2 separate regions of the Homo sapiens genome follow, and region 2 is linked to region 1. A link is a contact called in ENCODE Hi-C data. All regions are on one chromosome and are shown on one strand. The core of a region is the stretch at or near the end of the contact, and the rest is flanking DNA. Distances in the headings are between cores, read along the strand shown.

What was found. A loop is a pair of places that touch in the nucleus more often than their neighbours do. Pooled maps may share reads with other maps.
Region 2: a loop to region 1 is called in a map with no recorded cell type, with 5 times the contacts of the local background. The contact joins the promoter of SLC2A5 here to the enhancer-like site in region 1. A Hi-C loop is called at or near these places in 3 of 37 single-sample maps with no recorded cell type and 2 of 50 pooled maps.

Annotation. Positions count from the first base shown.
Region 1 is chr1:8,640,619-8,647,426 of GRCh38, forward strand. The region is part of intron 2 of RERE (arginine-glutamic acid dipeptide repeats); the gene reads right to left. Among named protein-coding and RNA genes, the nearest start is that of SNORD128, 150 kb to the left of the region's middle. RefSeq lists a silencer at 3,031-3,160. Within about 2 kb of position 3,098, at least 5 of the 41 ENCODE cell types and tissues checked have a DNase peak (open chromatin) inside an H3K27ac peak, as active enhancers do.
Region 2 is chr1:9,066,747-9,073,554 of GRCh38, forward strand. It overlaps SLC2A5 (solute carrier family 2 member 5), which reads right to left and starts at 2,889. Exons shown (of 12, transcript NM_003039.3): 1 at 2,758-2,889. The coding sequence starts at 2,790.

The DNA.
Region 1 (6,808 bases), core at 1,848-4,347:
ACATTTTTAATGGTGAAATAATGAAAAAGACTTAAAGGTACTGGATATTTAATGCATATATAATGACAAATAGTCATTATGTATGAATTCAATGGACTTGGTAAAGTGACTAGAAATTTACCCATTTCCAGGCATTTAAGCATTCACTTAAAAGAATGAAGTGACTAACTTACCTTCTCCCATCTATCTCTGGTACTTACAATACGCATTATAAAACTCAGACTAATACTAAGGAAGGAGTAAAATAGTGAAGCATTTATCCTCACTTTTTCTAGTATTTAGGGTATTCACATAGCTCCAAAGTAAAATTCATGCACAGCCATCTATTCTGCAGTATTTAAAACTTTTTAAAACAACAAATCACTCTTGTCCACATACATTTTAAAGTAATTTAACAAACAAAATACACTGCTCCATCTTCATAGACAGTATTTTTAATTTTGGAAAGTCTGGTTTTCTCAGCTGGTGAAGCTGTCAGAATAAATAGAAGGCAATATCTGGAAAGATGACAAACACATGGGTCAATGTCAAATACAAGCCAATCTCTGTCAAGAAAAAGAGCCAAATTCCTGCATTTCCATTTAAATTACGTTATCCAACTCAAATACCACCATGCCACTTCAAATGAAAATAGTTTCCCTTTAAACAGAGCTTTTTACAAAACTGATAGAGTATAACAGATTAAACAACTCTTTCAGCAATTTTCTTAGCTACTACAAAGTAAGGCATCTATGTATAATTATAATAAGGGGAACATTTAACAATTAATTGAGCCAGCTAAAGCTAAATCTCCAGAGCTTAGGAGTTCAAATGCTTGCTCACTAAGAAAAAAGGACAGAGGATTTTAATATAACTGCAGGAAATCTCAGTCCAATTAGATTCTAGGTAAATATAAATCTTGTTGCACTGTGATTGGAACTCTGTCACAGTCCTCCGGACTGATTTTAGCATCTGGCTTGGAGAGTCAAACCAAAGAACTCCTTGCCCCACTGTTTCTCTCCACACACTACTGAATTAATCAAGTACCTCCAGGTTCTGTGCTGAACAAAGAAGGTCTTCTGAAGGCTGTCAGCTTGCTTTTACAACCAACCAATAAGACTCACAGAACATATCATACAACTGTGAGGCAGTAACATCTCTGAAAATATTCATGATTTACCCTAGTTTATCATGGCGACACCTTAAGTAATTCACTGTCTTTCCTCATTCAGAATTAGATCACGTGAGGCCAGGAGCCATCCCCTTTTGGAGTTTTGATAATGGAGACTTAGCAACTATCTTTCAAACCAAGGAGGATTAAAAATTAAGTAATCAAATTAACTAGGGTGGCAGTTCACTTCCTTAACTTAATATACATCTTTTATCTCTGTGAAGATCTAGAAAAGTGCAGAAGGATTTAACAGAATCAAAAGTATCGTATTAACATTTTGGGGGTCAAAAAATCAGGATATATTTTATATTTTAAATAATTTTATAGTTGAAAGAATTTGGTCTGTTAGAAACTGGCCTTGTAACCCCAATCTAAAACCCCAATCTAAAACAGTAACACTTAACAAGGATTTTAATATAGGACTGGCCCTTTCTGAGTTCCGCACCTATGTGCTTGTGTATATACTTATTTAATCCCCATCACAATTCTGGAGGTAGGTACTCTTATCCCCATTTTATTGATGAAAAGACAAAGGCACAGAGGCTGTCCTCTACTCCACGTTAACCCACCAGCAGTGGGGTACTAGATTATGCTGTCCTTTCTCCCTCTGTGTAACTGATTCAGATTTGTGGTCAAGATGAAACCTAAGGAAGTTTATGCACAACACTGAAACATCTAAGAGAATTTTTTAGGGCTGTTTCACTTGTAAGTCTAATTAACTTATAAGAAGAGTTAAGTACTTGAGGTTTGTGTTAATAGACTTTTTAAAAATAGAAACCAAATATTAAATTAGTAAAGGCAAGCTTAAATGTTGAAGATATTAACGAGTTTATAAACAAGACTAATTTGTAATTCAAAATCCCTTAAAAGTGATTAAAATGTTTAATTTATAAATGAGATTTATAAGCTGAATTTTTTAAAAAGTGTAACAGTGTCCTTCAATTTGCAACTTTAACAAATTGAATATCAATTTTTTTAAACCTAGGTAAACCTTCTGGACAGTCATTTCTGCATATAAATATCAATCTTAAGGACTCTTCCCAAAAAGTCCTCCCATCAACTGCTCTGTGCACATGTCTCCTACTCAACTGCTAAAGGAAGAACAGCTGAGACAATGCTACCCAAGAGAGGCACCTAGGGCTAAGCACTCACATCTAGCAGCTAACTCTGCCTGCGCTAATAGGTATCTAGGGAATGAGTAAGTGCCTAGAATGTGCTAGACACTTTTCCAAGTACCTGGGATACATCGGGGAAAAAGATCCCTGTCCTGCTGGAACCAACCAGCATGGAAAAAGACACACAACAGAAATGGAAATGGAAGATGCCATGGGTGTGAGTGACTGTGAAAGGTGGGGGGATCCAAGAATTGAAAATCCTAGTGGGCTCAAACAATTTCTGGATCAATTGGCCCCAGGAAGGTGGAAAGTTAAGAGGTAGAAGAGTGGAATCCATGAGTAGGTCATCACCAGGCTGCATTCCTGAATCTGATCATTAATTGCTCATAAAAATACCTTCAAAGATTGACCTTTCAACATGTTTTTGCTCATTATTGAGCCCAATTTTTAAACAGCCACCTAAAGAACATTTCTGTTTCCTCTGGAACACAGTTTTTGAACACACTGTGGTTCACTGCTTCTTATGTAGATATTTCTGCTATAACACAATATATGTTACTGGGAAGACCACATATTCAGCAAAAATGTTCACTAAAAATGAAAGGACTTACGTAAAATACAGGGTAAAAAGCAGACTACTCAAACCCTATGCAACTCTGAAATCAGATGGCTATTTTGTTAAAAATCAATACTTAAGAAATAAGAAACCCAGGCAGTTACCCAAGAGTGGCTGCACGCTGCCAAAGGTGATACTGAGAATACATGAAAACAACAGATGCTGGCTTGAAGGCACCAAAACAATGCAGTAATCTGGGGGTTTTTGTGAAGGTGAGCACAGCAGACAGGGCAACCTGCCACAGAGCATAATGTTAGCGTGTGCCTCTCTGGGGAGGGAACCCCAGGGGACAGGTGTTCATTTTTCATTTCATTTTCAATAGAAATGAGAAAGCTCCTGCTGATGCAACAGCCAGAGTGAAAGTTTAAATTCTCACCTATTTTTTTCCTTTCCTGCTAAAATACAATCCCACATTATACCATTAAAGTATATATTATAATTCTATTCCATCTGGTCACACTCCTCTTGCCTAGCAAAAGTTGCACATGAACCAGCATAAAGTGCACATTCTATTGACCTCACTGTTCTATTTACTTACCTATCACACACAAAGCAAAACAAACTATTGCTAAATATCCATATGCAATAACAAGGTCTCATGGCCAGCCCACATCTATTTCCCCTACCAAACTGCTTCCCAAGCTCATTGTGGGGAATAACTTTAGCCCCATCATGTGCAGGCTTGGGAAAGCAATCAATCCAGGTTTCTGTCTTTTTTTATACAAGACATGTGCATGCAATTCAAGGTAGACATACTATATTTACTCTTTTGGAACTGTGAATCTTGAGCTGAGTGACAGCAAGGACAGGAAGATCCTGAAGGGCCCTATTCCAGTTATAGCATGTGGTTGGAACGGTCAGTAGTTCCCGCCAACCAAGTACCTGAACGCTCTCGTTCCAAGTAGGTTTTGGAGGCTTTTTTCCAGCTTCCCAACCATTATGGGGGAAGCCTGTAATTATGTGAGCCACTCTAACAACACATTGCCCTTTGTGTTATGTGATCAATGTACACCACCTTGCATCAAAAAACTTTTCATGCATACAACATGCTTGCTTTTTATTAGATCATAGAAAAATGTGTATTTCTCTTTCAGTTACTTAGGGTTCAAAATCCAGTAATCACCATTAGCCTATGTATTCTTGAACAATTTACTACTCACCTTCTCAGCTTACTTCCCATAGTTTCCTTATGGACTATGTTGCCCAGGCTAGCCTCAAACTTCTGGGCTCAAGTGATCCTGCCAACTCAGTCTCCTGAGGAGCTGGGACTACAGATGCTCACCACTGTGCCTGACTAGACATACAATTTTTGGCAACAGGAGAGCTATAAATAATTTTAGGAGTAAAAGGAGAAAAGAGAAAAAGAGCAAAGTAATTATATCACTTGCATTTTCGAAGAAATCAGTCTATCTCTTCTTTTTTCTTCCACACAGGTTATTTGTTTTTTGTATTCTCTTCAGGGTTTTATGCAAATGTCCGTTCATTCTTGGCTTTAACCAGTTCTCACAGGCCCATACCATTTTACAAACCAGCTGTGTGACTTTGGCCTCCATGTCTTTGTTTCCTCATCTGTACAGCAGGGAAACAATGTCTAGGTTGTATAGGAATTTTCTAAGGACTAGAAATTACACACTCAAAGCAAATCCAGTAGATAGAAGGTGCTTTAAAACTGGTTGTCACCCATGTTGTAGCTCCCTTACTATTTACAGCCAAGTTCACAGTGCCCTTTGCAATCAGGCACTTTAGAAGATGCAAATTATTCCCAATAATTTGGCCAGAATGTAATTCTGCAGCCACCTCTGTTCTTCTTGAACTGCATGCATCATATTTTAACGTCAAAATCTCAAGCCATGAAATCACATATTTTTTCTCTAATTTTTGATCTGCCTAATTTGTAGTCTGCCACAGGTAAGTGACAAGCATGCTGGGTACTAATCCTCTCACCTCATGCAATGGACTCATTTTATATCTGCGTTAGCTTGAAAAAGACTGGGAAGCACTAATGAGTGATTAGTGACTCTCAAATCTAAACGTGTGTTTAAATCACCTGGACATCTTATTATATAAAACATGGATTTTGATTCAGCAGATTGGGGGCGGAATCTGAGATTCTGCATTTCTAACCAACTCCCATGGGATGCCAATCTGTGGCCAATGCTTGGTGCAGAGAACAACTACAGTACAGGTTTCATGATACTTAATGATCCTTTCCCTATAAAATCAAAAAAGATATGATTAATTTGTCTCAAATATCACTTCCCATTTCTCTAATTAGAATAACTTTAGTATTTTCTCTTTCCTCTATCCTCACGAAGTAATAAGTTTTTATGTGCTAAAGAATTGTCTTTCACATACGTGGAATTTGAATAACTTCCTAATATACATGAAAAGGCAATCAACTAAAAGATGAAATAAAATTTCAAAAGAAACAGAAGAAATTAAAAGTTAACTAATGTAATCCATAACTAAAAGTTCACTATAATGTGACTGAAAATAAGAACTACATTTTCCCAACTGTTCCAAAGACATACAACTAAGAGAACTGAGGAGATGTCACTCAAATGTGAAACACCTGAACCTGAGTCTACCTAACAACAAAGCTCTCAAATGTGAAACACCTGAACCTGAGTCTACCTAACAACAAAGCTCTTCCTGCCTGTTACAGGATGAGTTTGTCCTTCCCAAAATTCGTATGTTGAAGTCTTTACTCCCAATAGCTCAGAATGTGACCTTATTAAAGAACAGGTAAGGCCAGGCACAGTGGCTCATGCCCGTAATCTCAACACTTTGAGATGCTGAGGCAAGACTCCTGGCTTGAGTCCAGGAGTTCAAGACCAGCCTAGACAACAAAACAAGATCCCTTCTCTAAAAAAAAATTAGAAACTAGCTGGGCACAGTGCCGTGCACCTGTAGTTCCAGCTACTTGAGAGGCTGAGGCAGGAGGACCACTTGAGCTCGGGAGTTCAAGGCTTCAGTAAGCCGTGTTCATGTCACTGCACTGTTGTCTGGACAACAGAGTGAGACCCTTCCCCGCCACTCAAAAAAAAACAAACAAACAAAAAAAAAACAGGGTCATCATTGCCAATGTAACTAAAATAAGGACACATGAAAATATAATTACACTGTAGGTGTGATTAGTTAACATTAAGTAAGGTGAGCCCTAATCCAATATGACTGGCATCCTTACAAAAAGGAAAAATGTAGATAGACACAGAGATATGTACACAAAGAGAATGCTATGAAAGATCACCACTACGCTGCCACAAAGCAGCAAACTACTGTAAGCAAGGACAGAGGCTTGAAACAGATCCTTCCCTGGTGCCTTCAGAGGTAACATGAGGCTGGGTGGAGTGGCTCATGCCTGAAATCCCAGCACTTTGGGAGGCCAAGGTGGGCGGATAGTGTGAGCCAAGGAGTTCAAGATCAGCCTGGGCAACATGGCAAAACCTTGTCTCTACAAAAAATACAATTAGCCAGGCATGGTAATGCATGCCTATAGTCCCTGCTACTCAGGAGATTGAGGCTGCAGTGAGCAATGATCATGCCATAGCACACCATCCTGGGCGACCCTGTCTCAAAAAGAAATGAAAAAGAGGTAACACGACCCTGCCAACACCTTGCTGTTGGATGTGTGGCCTCCAGAACTGTAAGACAACATACCTCTGTTGTTTAAGCCACTCCATTTGTTATACAGCCACAGCATCCCTAACATACTAACACACAGCCACATTGTGTTTCCTCCCAAATAAGATTAACGTTGATTAAATAACATTAAAGATGATTGTGCAGATAGGCAACTAGGTCACAGAGGGTCTACAGTGCCAGGTTCTGGGAACAAACCTGCTGGTGAACAGGGAATACACTGAAAAGCTTTAAGCAGATTAATAATAGGTCTAATAAGTGCAACTGAATTTGTCACATGTCGGA
Region 2 (6,808 bases), core at 1,639-4,138, 430 kb after region 1:
GAGGCAGAAGGCACACTTGAGCCCAGTAGCCCAAGACCAGCCTGGGTATAGTGAGACCCCGTCTCTTCAAAATATTTAAAAATTAGCCAAGGGTGGTGCTACATGCCTGTAGTCCCAGCTACTCGGGAGGCTGAGGTGGGAGGATTGCTGGAGCCCCGGACTTCAAGGCCGCGGTGAGCTATGATCCCACCATTGCACTCTGGCCTGGCCAACAGAGTAAGACCCTGTCTCAAAATTAAAAAAAAAAAAAAAGGAAAAAGAAAGAAAAAGAAGAGAAAAGGCCAGTGAGGCCACTGCCACACAACCACTGAGGGGCAGGCAGCTGGCTCCATACTGCCAGACGCCCTCCTCCCCGGACCGCGCAGCCTCTGTAGCCTTCGCCTGCCCCCGCATTTCTCCTTGGCTCCTACCTCCCCTCTCGGCTGCACTTAATGATTTCCCGGATTCTTACAGACCATTGGGATCGCTTCCTTCAGAGTGTTTTGGGAAGCCCAGCACGCCCCAGCTTTCTCCCCAAGGGGCAGGCTGCTCTCAGGAGCGGGAAGCCCATCCCCACCTTCATCCCTCTGGCCCAGAGGAGGCTTCCTTCCCTGGAGGGCTGAGGCAGCAGGCAGCTGGGTCAGCCCATGCCTCTCGCATGTGGCCATCTGAATCATTTCCTTTCGCAATGTGTTACTCAGTTTCAGGGCCTGCCACGTGGGGGTGTTTCCATTCCTTTCTGCAGCTGGACTTGGTGGACGTGGGGAACGTGGCAGTTGTGCCTTTCTCTGGACAGCGGAGGACCTCCCTGGACCCCAAACACCTAAGTCCTCATCACCTCCGTTTCTTTTCTATAAAATGGAGGTGATGACACTTGATTTGTCTAACACTTTCTTAGTTGTAAGACAAACAAGATGACCCAAGCGAAGGGGCTGAGTAGACTCCAAAGCAGTGCCTCTCAGTTGAGGGCTGGGAGTGGATTCTGCCCTCTCGGGGACATCGGTTGTCACTCCTGGGGGAGGGAGCTACTGCGTCTAGAAGGTAGAGCCAGGGACGCGGCTAAACATCTTATAACACACAAGACAGCCCCTACAACGAAGCGTTAGCCAGTGCCAAATGGAAATCACGCGGAGGTGGAGAAACCAGCCTAAAGAATGATTGAAAAGTAGTAACATTTACGATGGCCGGGCGCGGTGGCTCACACCTGTAACCCCAGCACTTTGGGAGGCCGAGGCGGGCGGATCACCTGAGGTCAGGAGTTCTAGACCAGCCTGGCCAACATGGTGAAACCCCATCTCTACTAAAAATACAAAAATTAGCCGGGTGTGGTGGTGCATGCCTGTAATCCCAGCTACTTGGGAGGCTGAGGTGGGAGGATCGCTTGAGCCCAGAAGGTGGAGGTTGCAGTGAACCTTGATCGCACCACTGTACTTCAGCCTGGGTGACAGAGCAAGACTCTGTGTCAAAAAAAAAAAAAAAAAAAAGCGAGAGAGAGAGAAAGAAAAGTAGTAACATTTACGGGGAACTCACTCTGTGCCAGGTACTTTACATGCATTATCTCATTTAATTGCTCCAGCACCCTATGAGGCGGTATGGTTATTACTCCCATTTTACAAATGAGAAAACTGAGGCACTGAAGAGTTAAAGAACTTACCCAAGTCCCACAGCTAGAATAGGATGGAGCAGGAATGAATCCTGGGGGCTTCTACTTCCCAGGCCCACTCTTTTTTTTTTTTTTTTTTTGAGATGAAGTTTCGCTCTTGTTGACCAGGCTGGAGTGCAATGGCGTGATCTCAGCTCATTGCAGCCTCTGTTTCCCAGGTTCAAGTGATTCTCCTGCCTCAGCCTCCTGAGTAGCTGGGATTACAGGCACCTGCCACCACGCCTGGCTAATTTTTGTATTTTTAGTAGAGATGGGGTTTCACCATGTTGGCCAGGCTGGTCTCGAACTGCTGACCTCAGGTGATCCACCCACCTCAGCCTCCCAAGACCCACTCTTAATCTATGTGCTACAGAGCATGTTTCCAGTCTGCCTATGGTGAGGGTCTCACATCCATGCCTGAACAAATGCTGTTTTGCAAAAATGTGCACTATCCTTCCTCCACTCCAAATATAAGCAGATGCTATTGTGATGAATAAATGCAAATTCTTATAAAGTGTTAATAAGTCAGTGTTACTTTTCTGACATTATGCATTTTCCTCAATCAAGGGAATCTAGAAAGTAAACTGCAATTACGTTGCAGGAGTCCATGAAAATCTTTCCTCTCTAAAACAAGGGAGCCTCAGGATCTAAAAGGCAGGAAACCTACGTGACAGATCTGAACTAAATTCAAATCAAGCAACGCCTTTTCTGAGTTTATCTTGCTTTCATGCAGCTCAGCTATGTTACTTGCTGAAAAAATTAACTGCCCTGAAGCCAAAAGCAAAACGAAAGCAGAGCGAAACATCTCACCAACCATAGAAGGATTTTGCAGCTAACATGTTTGGTTCAAGTTGGGACAAATGAATCCTTTGGGTCTCTTCCATTCAGTTACAGATCCTGCTGTTAAAGGCTGTTCCAGTAGAATGATTTCCACAGAGCACTTGTCTCTAAACCTCTCTCCTCCCTATAAAAGACCACCTGCTGGACAAGACTTTCCCCCTCTCCCCACCATAATCCCTCCCAACACAGAGTTCCCTCTGCAACACCAGGAGCCCCCCAGCGACTCTCCAGGAAGGCTGCACAGGCCCTGGCAGCCAAGCCTGCTCTTGGCCCCTTTCCCTGAGCAACACACTCACCCCTTCCTTCATGCTCTGATCCTGTTGCTCCATGCTTGCTCTGGAAGGGCAGAGTGCCGCTCACCTCCTTTTAGCCAAAGTAACGCGTGCACTGAATGGAGAGAGAAGACATTCTGGGTGCACTTTGGCCATGCCAAATAACAGCCAATAGCATTTTTATAGCCAGATTAAGTCAGAATAACCCTTTCAGGAACCTGGTCTTCCTTTCACTTCTGCTTTTAAATGAAACGTCTGGGGTTTGGCTAAGTAAGTGGGTGCCCCCTGGGGACTGCAGGCCCAGCATTGTCCTGATGGAACAGTCTACGGTATTTCCCCATTGCTAAAGTCTCTACCAGTCAGGCTCATGGTGAATGACTGGAAGGGTTATTTCTGTCAGGAACGCATGGCAAACAACAGCTGTCCTCCACCCTACATGACACCAGGTAATCTGAGGGCAACAGATTGGGCCACTAGAGACCTCAAAGATGCTCTCCCTGCCAGGAAAACTACAGTCAAGTGTCTCTTGGTGGAGAGTCAGTTTTGCCCAAGTCACCGTGTAATACTGTTTGGGGAAAGTTTCTCATTTTCTGTTTTTTTTTTTTTTTTTTTTTTTTTTTGAGACGGAGTTTCGCTCTTGTCCCAGGCTGGAGTGCAGTGGCATGATCTCAGCTCACTACAACCTCCGCCTCCCGAGTTCAAGCGATTCTCCTGCTTCCACCTCCTGAGTAGCTGGGATTACAGGCGTGCACTACCACGCTCGGCTAATTTTTATATTTTTAGTAGACACGGGGTTTTGCCATGTTGGCCAGGCTGGTCTCGAACTCCTGACCTCAAGTGATCCACCCTCCTTGGCCTCCCAAAGTGCTGGGATTACAGGCGTGAGCCATCGTGTCCGGCCTCTTATTTTCCATTTTAAGGAGCTCAGAATGACCTAGGGATGTTACTTTCTGTGTATTCATCACTACTGGGAAGGTGGTAAATACCTCGAACCCCTTTCCAGGCAGGGCAGGGAAAATGAGTCACACCTGCTGGTCCGGGTCCGGCCATCTCAAGGCCAGGCCACTGTCAGCCCCCCATGTTTGGCACTCATTCAGCTGCCACAGGGCACACCAGCGCAAGTGGCCAAAATCCAAAGTCTCACAAGTCCCACAGGTTTTCATCTTTACAGAACATACTCCCAGTTCTATTTGCTGTGGCGTAAATCCAGTTACTTTAGTGATTGATTCTGAATCTCATGCATCTTTAAACAAGCAGAGACTGGGAGCCTGTGTTAGGCACTGTTCCTTGCATTAGCAGCAAATCCCCAGGGTTGCTCAGGGTGGGAGACTGTGAGAAGCCTAGCAGCGTGGCCGTCTGTGTGTGTGTGTGTGTTGGGGGGTCGGGGGGGTCCCTATTCACAAGGGAGAACTCAGCATTCCCTTTCACCAGCTACTGCCTGTCTTTTTCTTCTGCGTATCACTGTCCTAGCACACTGACTTGTGACTAACGCATAGCAAGACCAGAGGTTTCCAATTATTTCAAAGATCTAGAAAAAGTTTCCAAAGAAAATGCACTTTAATTGCAGGGGTAGGGTGGGGAGAGGAAATCAACGATGGGGGAGTGAGGAGACGGGTACAGGTGTGCAATCCAACACAAAGAAGAATCCGGCCGGGCGCGGTGGCTCACGCCTGTAATCCCAGCACCTGGGGAAGCCAAGGTGGGTGGATCACCTGAGGTCAGGAGTTCGAGACCAGTCTGACCAACATGGTGAAACCCTGTCTTTACCGAAAATACAAAAATTAGCCAGGCATGGTGGCAGACGCCTGTAATCCCAGCTACTTGGGAGGCTGAGGCAGGAGAATAGCTGGAACCCGGGAGGCGGAGGTTGCAGCGCACCTAGATCACACCACTGCACTCCAGCCTGGGCGACAGAGCGAGACTCATCTCCGTCCCCCATCCTCCCCCCAAAAATAATCGTCCAAAGTTTGTAGTCATCAGTCATGTCAAGTGCATGACACCTGCTTCTATCTAGGCCCAGATCTTCCACTTCTCCCTGCCTTTGGGCGAGGGGGTAACTAAAACCGGGGGTCGCTGGGGGGGACGCGGACACTCCCAGTCCCCGCCTTGACGGCCCAGCCCGGGGAAGCGGGGACAGTGAGCCAGGCCCTCAGGCCCAGAGGGGATCATCCCGGGAGCTGCGGGCCGCAGTACCCGGTTCCTGCCAGTGACAGGGCGTCGCAAGCACAGCCATGGCGTCACCAACGCTCGACCCGTGCTTCCGCCCTGGAGGGAGCCGAGCGCGGGGACGGGGGCGTGGCGGGAGGCCGTCATGACGCCAGGCTGCGGGCCGCTCAGCCAGTCCCTCTGCCTGGCGGGCCTGCGGGCTCCGGGTGGGTCCTGTCCCTGCCCAGGACCCCTCTGCCTCAGCCCGGATCCCCCTCGGCCTCTGCCTCAGCCCGGGTCCCCCTCGGCCTCTGCCTCAGCCCGGGTCCCCCTCAGCCTCGGTCCCCCTCTGCCTCAGCCCAGATCCCCCCCAGCCTCAGCCCGGGTTCCCCTCCGCCTTTGCCCGAGTCCCCCTCAGCCTCACCCGGGTCCCCTTCAGCTTCTGCCAGAGTCCCCCTCAGCCTCGCCCGGGTCCTGCTTCTGGCCAGGGACCCCCCAACCTTCGTGGCGGGCGGACCAGCCTCCAGGCCCCTGCCTCAGGCCGCCATGAGGCCGAGGCCTGCAGGCTCCGCGAGCAGGGCGGGGTGGGAGACTGTGAGAAGCCTAGTGGCTCAAAGATGGAGGAGGGGGATGGCAGCGGTGAGGTGGGACTGGGGGGAGGGGAGTGGTCCTGGCAAACCTGAGGCAAGAGGATCGCTTGAGCCCAGGAATTCGATCATGCCACTGCACTCCAGCCTAGGTGACAGAGCAAGACCCTGTCCCTAGAAATAAAAAAAATTAAAAATTAAAGTTCCATCTGGATGTCCAGAGGTGAACTGATGAGGGGACAAGAGACCGCTGGATTTGGAAGTGGGGAGAAGGAGCAGTGGAAGGTCTTTGCCGTAGCCCAGGTGAAAGAACAATGTGACTTGGACCAGCATGGGGATGGAGAAGACAGAAGTAGATACACTTGAGGGATATTTAGGATGGAAAATTGACAATCACTTGGTGATAGGATGGGGGAGAGGAAATAGGAGCGTTTCTGTTACTGTTATAATAAAACACAACTAGGCCAGGCGTGGTAGCCTGTAAACCCAGCACTTTGGGAGGCTGGGGCAAGTGGATCACTTGAGGTCAGAAGTTCGAGACCAGCCTGGCCAACATGGTGAAACCCCGTTTCTACTAAAAATGCCAAAAAAAAAAAAAAAATTAGCCGGTCGTGGTGGTGTGCGCCTGTAATTCCAACTACTTGGGAGGCTGAAGTAGGAGAATCGCTTGAACCCAAGAGGCGGAAGTTGCAGTGAGCTGAGATCGCACTACTACACTTCAGCCTGGGTGACAGAGCGAGACTCTTGTCTCCAAAAAAAAAAAGTAAAACAGAAATAAAAGTTACTTTTCTGAATCAGAATGAAAAGCAAATGTTTTATATAAGAAAAATTTAACCAGGGCAAAATATTGGGTTAACACCATACCACAAAGCAAGCTGGCACATCTCCGGGCTGTTCTGTGACCAGACAATGATACCAGGACTTCAGTCACTACTGGCCTCACCTCTGCTAGGAATGTTCTAGAATTTTAAAGTTTTGCCACGGGCCTCTTTTGTACAGGCTGCTAATGGCTTCTCCTCCCCATCCATAAATCCATTTGGTCAGTGCCTCTTCTGTAGTAATAGAATTGGGAACAAGACCTGCGGCTGCCCAAAATAAAGACATTTCCCCATTGCTCTTGCAGTCAGTACAGACATAAAGTTCCGCTTAATGCAGTGTATGCAAGATGCCATATGGCAGGCAGCTTCCAGAAACTTTGCTCTCTTAGCTTTGCCTATTTCTCCATCCTGCTTCCTGGAATGTAGATGCCACCAGCTTGGGCCTTGAGATTGAAGCCCCACAGGACAGAGCACCAAGCTAGGAGGAGCTGGGGCCCCTTACCCTGTGGAGCACCATCCCAGCTC